Regions from separate parts of the Mus musculus genome. Here region 1 is linked to region 2. Evidence: chromatin contacts called from ENCODE Hi-C or POLR2A ChIA-PET data. All regions are on one chromosome and are shown on one strand. The core of a region is the stretch at or near the end of the contact, and the rest is flanking DNA. Distances in the headings are between cores, read along the strand shown.

The links. Hi-C counts contacts between places; a loop is a spot of excess contacts on that map. ChIA-PET counts read pairs that join two places held with the same protein, here RNA polymerase II (POLR2A).
Region 1: a map of heart shows a loop between it and region 2 (4-fold over the local background). The contact joins the promoter of Hey2 here to the promoter of Ncoa7 in region 2. A Hi-C loop is called at or near these places in 3 of 37 maps with a recorded cell type or tissue (T-helper 17 cell and heart). POLR2A ChIA-PET finds 5 or more read pairs at or near these places in 2 of 5 experiments (Patski and embryonic stem cell).

Annotation. Positions count from the first base shown.
Region 1 is chr10:30,838,238-30,844,708 of GRCm38, forward strand. It overlaps Hey2 (hairy/enhancer-of-split related with YRPW motif 2), which reads right to left and starts at 4,546. Exons shown (of 5, transcript NM_013904.1): 1 at 4,329-4,546; 2 at 2,367-2,445; 3 at 2,154-2,237. The coding sequence starts at 4,411.
Region 2 is chr10:30,800,311-30,806,479 of GRCm38, forward strand. Ncoa7 (nuclear receptor coactivator 7) reads right to left here and starts at 3,016. Exons shown (of 16, transcript NM_172495.6): 1 at 2,519-3,016.

The sequences.
Region 1 (6,471 bases), core at 3,296-5,795, 39 kb after region 2:
AATATTAATTCTTGAGGATATGGATATAGTGTTTTAACAAAGCATCAAAAGTAGAATGTTCAAAAGTAGAAAAATCCCAGTAAGTCTTTAAGATAAACCAGTAAAGGAAATGACCTAGGAAAGACGTTCAAGGTCACCAGCAGGTGTCACTGTGTATTCTAGGATCACAAACAGAAAGGACCAATTAATTTGCAGTTCACTTAAGGAGCATCTTTTGTGCCTAAGGATTTACCAACCATTTGAAACCATTCTTAAATATTCCTGTGGTAAATGTGCAGCTTCATGTGGGTCCCCTAACAGGTGGAGGGGGCTGTCTTCATCTCTGTTCCCTGCCATTAGATCCCCTTTCCCTACCTGGACTGCCTGGTTGTGCCTCAGTGGGAGAGAGCATTGCTTAGTCCTGCTAGGACTAGATTTCTCAGGACGGGCTCTCTTTTACTGAGGAGAAGGGGAGGGGACAATGGGGGGATTTTAAGGTAGGACTGGGAAAAGAGGAAGGATGGGACTGTGATCGGGATGTAAGTGAATAAAAAAAAAGTAAATTATTGGAAGAAAAAAAAAACCTTATAAAACCCTACAAAAAACAAAGTCTTGCAAATACATTTTCATTGCTCCTCTTCTTAAATAAAGCAAAAGTTAGAAACCAAATGAAAGAAATGCCCCACTGATAGTAACTTGGGTCTTGGTGGCTTCTAACTAACTTCCTAGAGGAGCTGAATAATTAAACCAATATTTTTTTTCACTACACTTAAAAAAATTATCAGCAAATAGTAAATAGCAGGAGTGTCCGTTCTTCAGCAGCTCTAAAGAGTATTCTCCTCTAATCGTGGCAGGGCCAGCTCACTGGGGTTGGCAGCCAGACTCTGTAAATGGGAAAGTTTGTGTTTACAGTAACTAGCTGCCCAATGACTGAGGCGTGCTCTTAAGATTTAAGTCAATATTTAAGAAAAGAGCCGAACAAACCAAGACTAAGGAAAAAGATCACAGAGTGACTGCTTCTCAGTGTCATATTGCAGATATTTCAGTACTCAAAAAAGTACTCAGAAAAGCACAACAAACAAACAACATAGGTCATCTTCTCTTCATTTGCAGCGCATTAATCCAAAGCATAATTTATAGTAAGTTATCAAAGACAGACGTGGCATACGAAGTGCAGAGTTTGTGTCTATTTCTTCTCAGTCTTAAATACACAGAGTCAACAGTAGCATATCATGCCCGTACTTCTCCTTGTTCACCATGTCCATGAAGATGTCTCGGGAGCTGCTGTGAAAGCAGCCAACGGTGGCCCTGGATGGCCTCCAAAAGCTCTCTGTGGAGCTTGCTTTACAATGTTTGCAGAATCACGAAGTAAACAAACCGACAAAAGTGGCATAAACAGCCAACACCCAATTTGGAAGTCAACTGATAACATTTTCAGCACAGAAATGGCCACATCCTTGGAAATGTGCTCTTAGAAGCCTTTGCATCAGCCACAGCGGCAGAACAAGAGACACAAATCCATAACCACAAAGGGAAGTGTAACTGTTTGTTTTCTAATTTTCAAATGGCAATCACCTTTCCCTTTTTTTTAATGTAAAAGAATACCTGAACTTTGAAAAGCAATATTTATGACTAATTTGATTTTTTTTACCAAACTTCCAAATTATATCCTAAATCAAATATAATGTTCTATTAACCCAAGAATTAAAAACAAAAGTAGCTTTCTAAATAAGCTGTATTATTATAATTTAGGAAACCAAAATAGAAGCCTTAGTTCCTTAACTTTGATTTTTTTTTTTAAATAGTACTTTGAAAGTTTGAGGGAAAAATGATATTTCACACACAAAACTTTTGTTTTCAAGAATACCATATACAGCACAGTTTTAAGCAAAACCCCTGCTGGCTTCATGGAAAGAACAGAGAAAGCAGGAACACAATTACCCTTAAGGGGAAAATAAGCTAAAGAATGGAAATGTCTTCGACTTCATGATGGATTATGTTTTTAATAGTTCTGCCACAACAAAGCATTTTATTGAAATAGCTCTTCTACGCCGGATCAGAGTGTGCAGAGCACACACCATTATTTTAATGATCTTCAAGAAGAATCTACAGTCCCAGATGAGAAAGTCAGATGCTTTGAGCTGGTTTTTTTTTTTGGGGGGGGGATAACTTACTTGTTTTTCAAAAGCTGTTGGCACTAGTCTTCTCAATTCAGATAAACTGTTATTTATTCGATCCCGACGCCTTTTTTCTATGATCTAGCCCAAGGAAAGCAAAACAAAAATCTAAGGGTACAGTACACATACAGAAAAATTATCCAAGTAAGAAAATAACAACAGTGATACACATGCTTAATTACATGACACAAGGGGGGGGGTGTCACCTACCCCTCTCCTTTTCTTTCTTGCCATAATCTGAGAGGTAGTTGTCGGTGAATTGGACCTCATCACTGAGCTTGTAGCGTGCCTGTGAAGGAGGAAGACAAGTCAGGTGCTGTATCAAGGTCATAGGCCCCTTCCCTGCCCCAGTTCATGGCACCCAATAATATTCTGACTGACTGCGCATTATATTACTTTTTTCTGTCTGTTGACTTTTTTCATATCTATGCTATTTGGAGGCTTTATTTTAGTTTCCAGATAATAATTATGCCTTAACAATGCTGTTGAGGCCTTGAGACAGCTTAGCAAGTAAAGGCAGTTGGCCACAAAGTGTGATGATCTGGCATGAGCTCCAGTCCTTTGGGCCCACAGGATGCATGGGGAAGAACCACTTGCACCTCCACAAACAGAAGTGACGGTGACAGTGACATGCACCTAGCCGGACACGCACACTGAATAAGTAAACATGATTTTCGAAATGCTATGCTGCCCATTCAAGTGGCAAAAATGAACCTGAACTTTTGAGTTCTCTAATGAAATGATAGCCAGTTAGGGTGACAGGTCGGGGGATTAGTGTGTCCTATTTCTCTCATGTATTTCTCAAAAGTCACCAACCCATCTGGATGTGTACTCCCATTCTCTTCTGCCAGACATACTGAACGTTCAAGAGCAGCACATGTCGAATGTGTCTCTATATGCGACTTTTAAAACAAAAACCTAATTCTCCTACTATCCCCAAACCTTATTGGATAGCCTAAAAAGAACAGATTGTAAGTTTTGCATATTGATCCTCTAAAAGAATATCCTAACCATATCATTGGGTGGAAAGTTGAAATTTAGTTTTTGCACTTTTCATGCTTTAACTTTGAAAATGAAACTGTGCCACCAGCCTTAAAACCAAGCTGATATCTCGAGAAGCTGCAATTCACCTTGAGTTTACTAAAAGGTATTTTTAGACTGCAAGGTTCAATCAAGTGATTATTTGGTGGTGTAGTTGGTCCATTAATGTATACTCTCCTAGGACTTTCTGTCACTTTGAAATTCACAGGTACTATGCTTCTTTAGTGTCTTAAACTCTCCAGGTCCTCTCTAGTTTTGAGAAGTTCTATTACCACCCCTTCGGCTCACTTCTGGGTCTTAATTCGAAATCAACTGACTCCTTCCTCACCCCTTCTAGTGACAGCCTACGGTTTCATTTTTTTTTTTAATACTTTAACAATGAGAGAGTTGGTAAACTGTCTCATAAGCATCGTTTTTGCTTTAGCTATTTTTCCGGCTTTGATTTCTACGTCTTAAAATAAGCCCGTGAAATAAATCCAGTTTTCTATATGCGGGAAGGATTTCACTCTTTGAGTGACAGCTGCAAATAAATAAATAAGGTGCTTCTGGGCAAGCCAATTAGAAGCAATTATCATTTGACCCCCCCCCGCCTCTAAAATGGTTGGGTAATCTTGCTGTCACAGGAAACAGGAGGTCTGTCTTCTGTGATCAGAACCTTGATCTCCTGGAGACTAAAGGACAAGCAGGCAAAGCAATGCTGTCTCATCTGCTCCTTATATCTGTCACTCATGGGTGGGTCAGCCAGATCACCCTCTGTCGACCTGCGCAGCTCAGCCTGTTTAGCTCAGATGCTTTACCTCCTCAAAAACTCAAGTCGCGATCCCAGTTTCTCTCAAAACAGAAATCCAGTTGTTTTTCTTTTCTCCTGACCTATTTTGGAACTGTCCCTAAATACAGTTCCAGTACCGGGGGCGTCGCCCGGACGTGCCAGTATGCGTGTCCTGTGCTGACAGCCCTGGACCCTCCCTCGCCATCTCCTGCACGCTCCAGTCCAGCTCCCTTCCAGTCGCTCCCACGCCTAGTGTGAACTCCATCTCTCGCCCCACCCGACTCTAGCACCCGCTTCCCGGGGAAAACGGTCTCCTCTCCACCCGAAGCTCCCCGGACACCCTCCCGCTTTTCCGCGCTCACCCAGGGTAATTGTTCTCGCTCCCCACGTCGATGGTCTCGTCCAGGTCGCTTTCGGAGGTCGTTTCCTCACAAGGGCGCTTCATCGCGACGAAGGAGGAGCAGCTACTGTCGCCTAGCGGAACGCAGCGCGCTCCCCGCGGGCTTCCTCCCTCCCTCCCTGCCCGGCTTCTGCAGGCGCCGCTCCCTCGGCGGCGCGGTCGGCTCCTGGAGGTTCTTTCCCACGCTGCAGCCCAGCCAGGGCGCAAGACCCGGTACTGGCCACGCCCCCCAGCGCGGGCGGGGCCCCTCCGCTTCTTCGTGTGCCCGCCCTGGCCACTCTCCAGGCCCCGCCTCCCTGGGACGGTGTGGCTTTCTATTGGTTAATATGGAGGGGCGGACCCGCGCTGGCCAATGGCTGCCGAGAGGCGTTGGCAGAGGCGTGGGAATGCCACCGCGCACCTGGGAGCCGGGAGTGGAGCGCTGGGGTTGACCGCCGGCGGCGGGAGCGGGCGCAGGCGCGAGAGCGCATGGGGCGGGCGTGTCGGGCGAGGGCTCCTGGGTTTTGGGCCATCACCTGCAAGCCGTGATCTCTCCCGCCGAGTTTCTACCCTCGGTTTAAAGAATAACCGCTAGCGCGTGGCTGAGTGCGAGTGAGCGTGTGTGACGTCTAGGGTGGGAGTGCTAGGCTCGGCGACCCACCCCTCTGGGCTGTCCCTCTTCTGGATCAAGCTGCTGAGTGGCTGACCGGAGCGGTCATGTTGACCCTCAGGGGATTTTGAAAGCTTTAAGTCAAAGTTTTTTTTTTTTTTTTTTCACCCTGCCAGCTCCCCAGCCTCTAGGTTGTGGTCAGATAAAGGACGCCCGCTCACCGGTCCAGGTGCCTAACTGCAGGAGGTTGTCCCCGTGCATTGTTGGATTAGTCACCTCTGGTTACTTCCTTTGTATCTCTGGACACAGAAACTGGAGGGAGGGGGTGTAACTATCTCGGTAAATGGCAGGCTTGAGTGGTCTTCCTACTGATGGGAAGAGGGATTGTAGGACACAAATCTGAGTAGGTTTTCGAGTTCAAAGTTCTCGGATTTGGATTATCCAAATTAAATGTCCCAGTCATCCCTCCAGTTTCTCCGGTGTGTGCAGCCACGGAGTTCTTTAGCATCCGGGGAGAGGATTTGTATTTACTTGTACACTGTATTTGTTTTGTAAAGTTTGCCCAGATCGCTAGTTCTTAGTGCACGTACAGCATGGATTGTGTAAACTCCAGGTGTGGTGTTCAGACTCCGTTTTTAAGTCTCTGTCTCTCTCTGCATACTGTGGGGATTTTTTAGCAGGCTCTGCCGACTTTTCCGCGCGCTCAGGAAGTGAGCAAGACAGTCTCGGGGAGTCTGGCGTGAGCTAGACCATCTGGCGCTGTAGCGCTGGGTGGGTTAGTGGAGGTCTAGAGACTCCACATGGTGCTCTTTGTGCTTGGTGGAAAAAGGCCTTTGAGAAAAGAAGACATCCATCAATCACCGAGACCCTCCACCTTACACAGATAATTATCTTTCTGGAAATCTGACTAAGGCACCCTTTCCAAACTCCATTCCTTGGTTACACTAGACCGGTGCAGCGGGAAAGGACAAGAGAAAAAGAGACAGCAAAAGACTGACTGGACTGGGCGCAGATTGGGTTGATGGGGAGTGGGAAGGAGCCGGAGTAACGCCAAGGATCTGCAGCCAGCGTGTCGTTAAAACACAAAACCCCTTCCCTACAGGCCCTGGCCTCTTTTGTGCGGTCCTCACCGCGGTGTCTTCAATAACCGTGTGAACAGAAATCTGAAACTTTCTGTCCTGACTTCTGAAACTCAACTCCAGGCAAATCACAGGATCATCGGGGGCCGGGCGGGGCCTGGCGAGGCAGGATGGGGTCAGCACTGCTTGGCCGCAGAACCGTGGGTGGCGAACTTCCCAGCTCTGCACTCAGTCTCTGGGCGGGCACCTGGGTGCTCACGGACAGCATGGCTTTTCCTCAGGGACAGAGCAGACAGCCCGAGGCTTGCTGGCCCTGTCCAATCCAGGCCTGCACCCTGCGGTTATCCAGTGTTTGAGCTGAGTGTGAGCTCTCCAGGCCTCGCTTTCTCAGCTAGAGTAGGGGGCAGGAGCGAGAGTTCCCAGCGCTTAGTGATGGC
Region 2 (6,169 bases), core at 1,766-4,265:
CATGCACATGGTGCACAGACTCATCTGCAGGCAAGACACCCACACACATATAAAAACATCATTTTAAAAGAAGTAAAAGGCATATCAGAACTACAGGCTCTCTTAGAAAATAGCAGGTTTTCCAGAACAAACAACACAAATGAATTACTCAATACCCTTGATTATAAGAAAGATTCTAAAATTGCCCCTATCTTTATTGGGCATGGCAGCCTGCTTTATTTTCATACATTATTCATACAAATTGGTTTAATCACACCTTCTCTTCCCACAATATCCTCTGGTCTTCCTACCTTTTATCTAAAAGTTTTTCTTCACCTATCTGAAACAATCCAACTAGATTAGAGAAGAAATAGTACTCTATATGATTTACCACTGTGTGAAAATAGGATTGTGGGTAATATTCTGGATAGTAAGGAAGATGATGCATGGAAATTAGGGTGGGAGAAGGAAAGAAAATGAGTTCCCTGATACATGTGCTAAGGAGAGAAGTTAATGATGGGGGTTGGAGAGATGCTGACTGCTCTTCCAGAGGTCCTGAGTTCAATTCCCAGCAACTACATGGTGGCTTACAACCATCTGGAATAGGATCTGATGCCCTCTTCTGGCATGTTTTAAGAGCAACAGTGTACTCACATAGATAAAAAATAAACAAACCTTTTTTTTTTCTTTTTAAAGAAGTTAATGATGACTCACTACATTATGTGACAGAAAAACAAATGCCAAAGCCCAAACCCTCACAGTGTAAATGGAAGGCAAACAGAAACGGATTTTTTGTTTTTGTTTTGTTTGTCTTTTTCTCCTAAACATTTTCAAGCAGAAAAGACACAGGATCATCTAAAAACCTCAATTTATAGAGAAAATAGCTAAAATGCCATTTCTAAGGTTGAAGATGTTGCTCAAATAGGATTAGCCCAATACATCAGAAGCCTCGAGTCTAATCTTGGATCTGGCTCCTAGCATCAAAAATAAATAAATAAATAAATAAATAAATAAATAAATAAATCTCTATCTATATGATATATATATGAGTTTACTTTGGAACCACAGACGCTTTTAAATGTTTTGTTTCCCTCTTTAGCTTTAACAATATATATATATATATATTAAAAATAAACCACAGCTCAACTTTAAAACAAGTTACCTGTTACTTATTAACCAGATCACTGCTCCTTCTGAAATAACTTAATAGATTTCTTTAAACATAAATTCTGCCTTCTAAATTGTTTTTTTAAAGTAAAATTGAAATGGTATTAATTGCTATAACACTGGAAAGTGGACACGAAGGGAACCTTAACAGAGCCTTGCTGTTGACGCCGGAAATGTCAATGAAAAATAACCAAGTTAGCCTGTTTATAGAAAGAAGCAATTATTTAAAATACAGTTAATTGCACTAGCAACAACAACAACAATCTTATACTATAATTTTAAATGGTTGGGTTATATACAATGTGTATCTTGAAATACAATTTCATTCATTCAACAAATAACCAACAAACAGCTATAAGGCATTCAACATTGGGGAATTAGAGAATGGGAAGAGAAGGGGGGGGTGGTCGAGGAGTAGCAGGGGGAAGAGGACCTGGTAATGATGGTGATTCTGTCCTCTTAGTATTTATATTGATTCAGTTAGCCAAAATCTTTAATCTGAAATAGTGCTTATAAAATTGGAGCTTACAATAACAATTTTTTCAAAATTCTAAACCTTATTGCTTAACGTAAAATCCAAAACGGCAGCCTGAGAGGAAACAATTTTATTAAAAGCCCTAATGTATTACTTTTATTTCAAGAACAGGAAAAAAAGACTCAACCAGATTCTCAGAAAAGCAAGGGTCAGCTCAGAGTTGAAGGCGAGGCCGGAGACAAGACTGCCTCTGCTGGCGCATCTTTCAGAGTCTCAACTCCCGACACCTGTATCAAACTTGCAGCTCTCAAACCCATTGGCTCCAGTCAGCTTTATCCTACGAGAACACGCCAGCCTCATCCATCACCTACCTAGGTAATCTGATTTCTAGAAAGACTTTCCTTAAACTGACACCCAAAATGTTAAAGTGTTTGCACCACTGACTTTATATACCACTCGGCTAGCTGTAAATTACACAAAAATTCATAACCACCCCTAAATACCTCTAAAACAACAACCGTGGTCGTCTACATTTTAGCAAAAAGAACAGGAAGAACGCATTTGCTGATCCTGTTTTTTAAAAATGCAATGACACAATCTACTTGAGCTCGAGAAAAAGGCAACGGTCTCCTTTCAAAGAAGCTCCGCGCCAACCTATCCTTCCAAGCTCTCCCAGCCCCCAACCGAGGGTCCCCTGATTGTTAGCGAGGAGGGTCCAGTGGCCCTGCGCCCCGGCTCGGCCTCGAACGTTCCAAGCAGAGCGTTTCGGGTCCCCCGGGGGCTGCGCCCAGCGCCATTAGTACACCTCGGCAGCCCAGGAGGGAGGCTCCGGTTCTTCCTGGCCGCAGCATCAGCAGCCGGTAGCCTTCAAGGCCTGGCCCCGCCTCGGCGACCTACCTACTGGGCGGGGGCGCGGGCTCCGCGGGTCTGGGCGAAGTGGTTCGGGAGCACGCATTTCTGGGAGCCGTGGCCTCTGCCGCTGGGCGCTGGGAAGCGCATCCTCCGGGGTGGGAGGAGGGGGAGGGCCGGGGAGGGGATCGCCCGCCGAGGAGGAGCTAAGGGAGGCGTCAGGCGCTGCGGGGTGCGCTCCTGAAGGGCTCCGGAGTGCCGATCTGGCCCGAGCAGCCGCCGCCGGGGTGCTCGAGGCCTCGCCCAGGTACCTGCAGCAGCACCCACGGTCAGGGCGCCGGGCGCGAGCTGGGCGGAAGGCGGGGAGCTGCGGTGGCGCGACGCCAGCCCGGCGCCCGCCTCTAGCTCCGCCCGACCCGGGGCGCGCGCTGCACTCGTCTGCTGCGGCTGGGACCCGGGAGCTCAGCCGACCGCCTTAGCGATGCGGGCTGCAGCTGCGACATCTTGCCTGCCCCGTGCGACCTCGGAGCCGCAGGCTGGACAGCCTCGAGGTGGCTCGGGCCCCCGAACCCTGGGCCCAGCGGCTCCGCCCCGGAGAGCTGCGCGCGCGGCCTCCGCAGGCCCCGGCCATTTGTGACGCTGTGATGGTCAGGCAGTCAGTGAACCGAGTACGGTCTGCTTACCTGGCCCCTAATCTTATCCCTTTTAGCTGGCTCCTGTCTGGATCTTGGAGGGAAGTTAGCGCTTATGGGCACATGTGGAGTTAGAGCCCTTGCTGGAGCCTTAAAGTCCTTTTACTTCACCTTCCAGCTCTAGGACTAGGGGCAACCATAAATTCATCCTCTGTCATTTCCAGCATTGCCTTTGGCAAAGAGGCCCACTGTCTTCTTCTGTCCCCGGTACAACATCCTATAAGCTGCCCAATTGTAAACCTTATAGCCAAGGCAATGCGATGTAGCAACGGGCAGTTCAGCTGGCTCTTGGCTGGGGCTGGAGAGCAGCTGAGTGGGAAGGTTTTTTTGTTTTTTCTTTTTTTTTTTGTATGAGCCCAGGGCCCTGTTTCTGTGAGCTTCCAACCTGTATTGGACGCTGTTCCCTTTACAGTCCAGTGGCTATAACTGCAAGATGACTCGGAGGATCTGATCGTGAAGATCACTCTTAAATACAGGAAGAAAAAAGTGTGTGTGTGACAGGTGTGTCCTAAGCCATCAACACACACAGTACATAGAGGCTTCCCCAGGTTGCTGCTGCTTCTTGGTACTGCCAGTCTCTCTGGAGGGTGGAGCAAAGCCCTTAGCAGCCATGACTCTGAGATTTCAGCAGCAGATGATGTTACATGGTCATGCAAATATGGAATCACTTCCTGGTTTTGCACTGACCATCTGTAAATTCTGACATCGGGTTTGCATGTTTATGCTTTGAGTAGGAGACACTTCTTTCTGTGTTCTTTACACCCCTTTTGGTATCAACCTTGAGTGCAGGCTCTGCTGCAGGTACTGTTCCCACCCTTTAACTCGGTCAGCACCCTTTTGTGCCTATGAACCCAAGGTTCTGACGAGAAATAAAATAGGCCTTGATTTCTTTTCTCTTAGGCAAAAGTATAACTGAGTATGTGTTCAAAGTGGTGACTTGCTGATAGAGTGTTCCCCAAGTTTTCCAATGCAATGCCAAACAATGACACTGTCTTCATTATCTCCCCTGGAAGTACATGATGGATCACATGCTAAGGATAGTTTGTCACTAAAGTGAAAGTCTGAATAGAATGGGGAGTTGTACTCAAATGGTTGGGATTGGGGGTGCTTCTAATTTAAAGATTCTTTGGTCATTCTTTTTTGTGACTGAGTATTGACTGATTCTTCTGAGTATTGACTGATTCATCTGAGTCTTGTCTTCACACAGAAATCGGAATTAGCATCGTCTACATCCCTCTTATCCAGAATAGTACCCATCAGTCAAATGTGTTCATTCAAACTTAATGAAATACAATTGTTACGACTTCCAGTCTGTTAGTTATACATATAAGTTCTAAAAAGACAAATAAAGCTTGTGATTGCCTTTTGGACAACACAGGACCCAACATTTCCTTATTACAGGGAATTCTTCTGGAATGCTTGCCAGATTTCAATGGGTAGGAAAGATATACAGAAAGAATTGGAGGTAATTTGGGTGCAGCTAGATCAAATACTATTAGAATATATACATAAGAGCATGATAATCCTTAAGAATTCACAGATTGCCTTTGGACTACAGCTTCAGCATGTGCTGGCCTTGGATACATTTCTAACTGATGCTTTTATCTTCAAAGGTGGATGATCGCAGCACCATCTTCATAGGGTAGATACAGGGAATGAAGTAATTCATGAACAGTATGTATCATGTAGAATGTGTAATCAATAGAAGTCAGCTATTATTATAATAGCATGTGTTAGGGTGACAAAAGTTTTCTTTTCAAAACTTGTATCCCTGAACTGGACACTATAGTCCATTTCTGTAATGCCAATGTTTAGGAAGGCAGAAACAGGAGGATTGTCAGTCTCAAGCCAGCCTGTGCTACATAGCAAAATCCTATCTCTAATTAGTAAAAGTAATTGATTAAAATAAAACGATCTCCATAGCACCTCTCACTGTACTTGGCTAGTGGAAAGTGATGAACTGTTGGGGCTTGAAGCCTGTGGAAAACATGAAGAAAAGTGGTTTTTCCTCTGATAAAGGGGAGAAATTAGGGTGCAGCAGTTTAAGTGCACTAGACATGCTCTTTCTTCTGTGGCAAATAATCTTTATATAGAGACTTTTACATAAATAGAGAGGCAGGGAGCATCAATGACAATATGCAAATAGTATCATTCTTACCTGTCTGTCTAGAGATAATTCTGCCCTGAAGAATATGGCTAGTGTTTGTTTTAAAACGCAATATTGGCCATGTGTCATGGAACTAGAATTTCAAGAATATAGTTAAATATGGCTCTTAACCATTTGCTGATAAGGGTCCCTGATTAAGTAGTGAACTTAGGAATCTGGGAATGTGGCTCAGTTGGCAAAGTGCTTGCTACACAGCCTGCATCAACTCCGCAGTGCTCACAGAAAAGCTAGGGGGTCTCAAAAAATAAGATGGATCATAATAGAGGAACATACCAGAAGTCCTCCTCTGCCCTACACACACACACAAACACACACACACACACACACACACAGAGAGAGAGAGAGAGAGAGAGAGAGAGAGAGAGAGAGAGAGAGAGAGAGAGAGAAATGGGGAATTAATTAGGCTCACTGAAATATTGACAGTGATGTATATTTCTGTGCAAAGGTGTTTGAGTTGAAATTTGTGCAGTGTATGAAAAGCTGAGGTTACTACCACTTAGAAAGTTTACTCTTGGAGTGATGGTATTTAGAACTATCCTTCTATGTCTAGCTCAGAGAGAAATACATGTTCTCTCATCCTTGGACTTGGGCTGGTTGACACAGGCTGTCAGTGACACTGATGGCAACTACATCTAAAGAGGTTAATGAACCTCTACAAATATCCAAAGAGATAATTAACAAGGTCGAAGGCAGCAGCTCATTTTCACAAGCTGGGATCATTCCTCACGTGTAGTGTTTTTCAACCTGTGAGTTGTGACCCCTTGGGAGTCCAAAATGACTTGTTCACAGGGTCACCTATGACCATTGGAAAACTCAGATATTTACATTATGATTCATAAC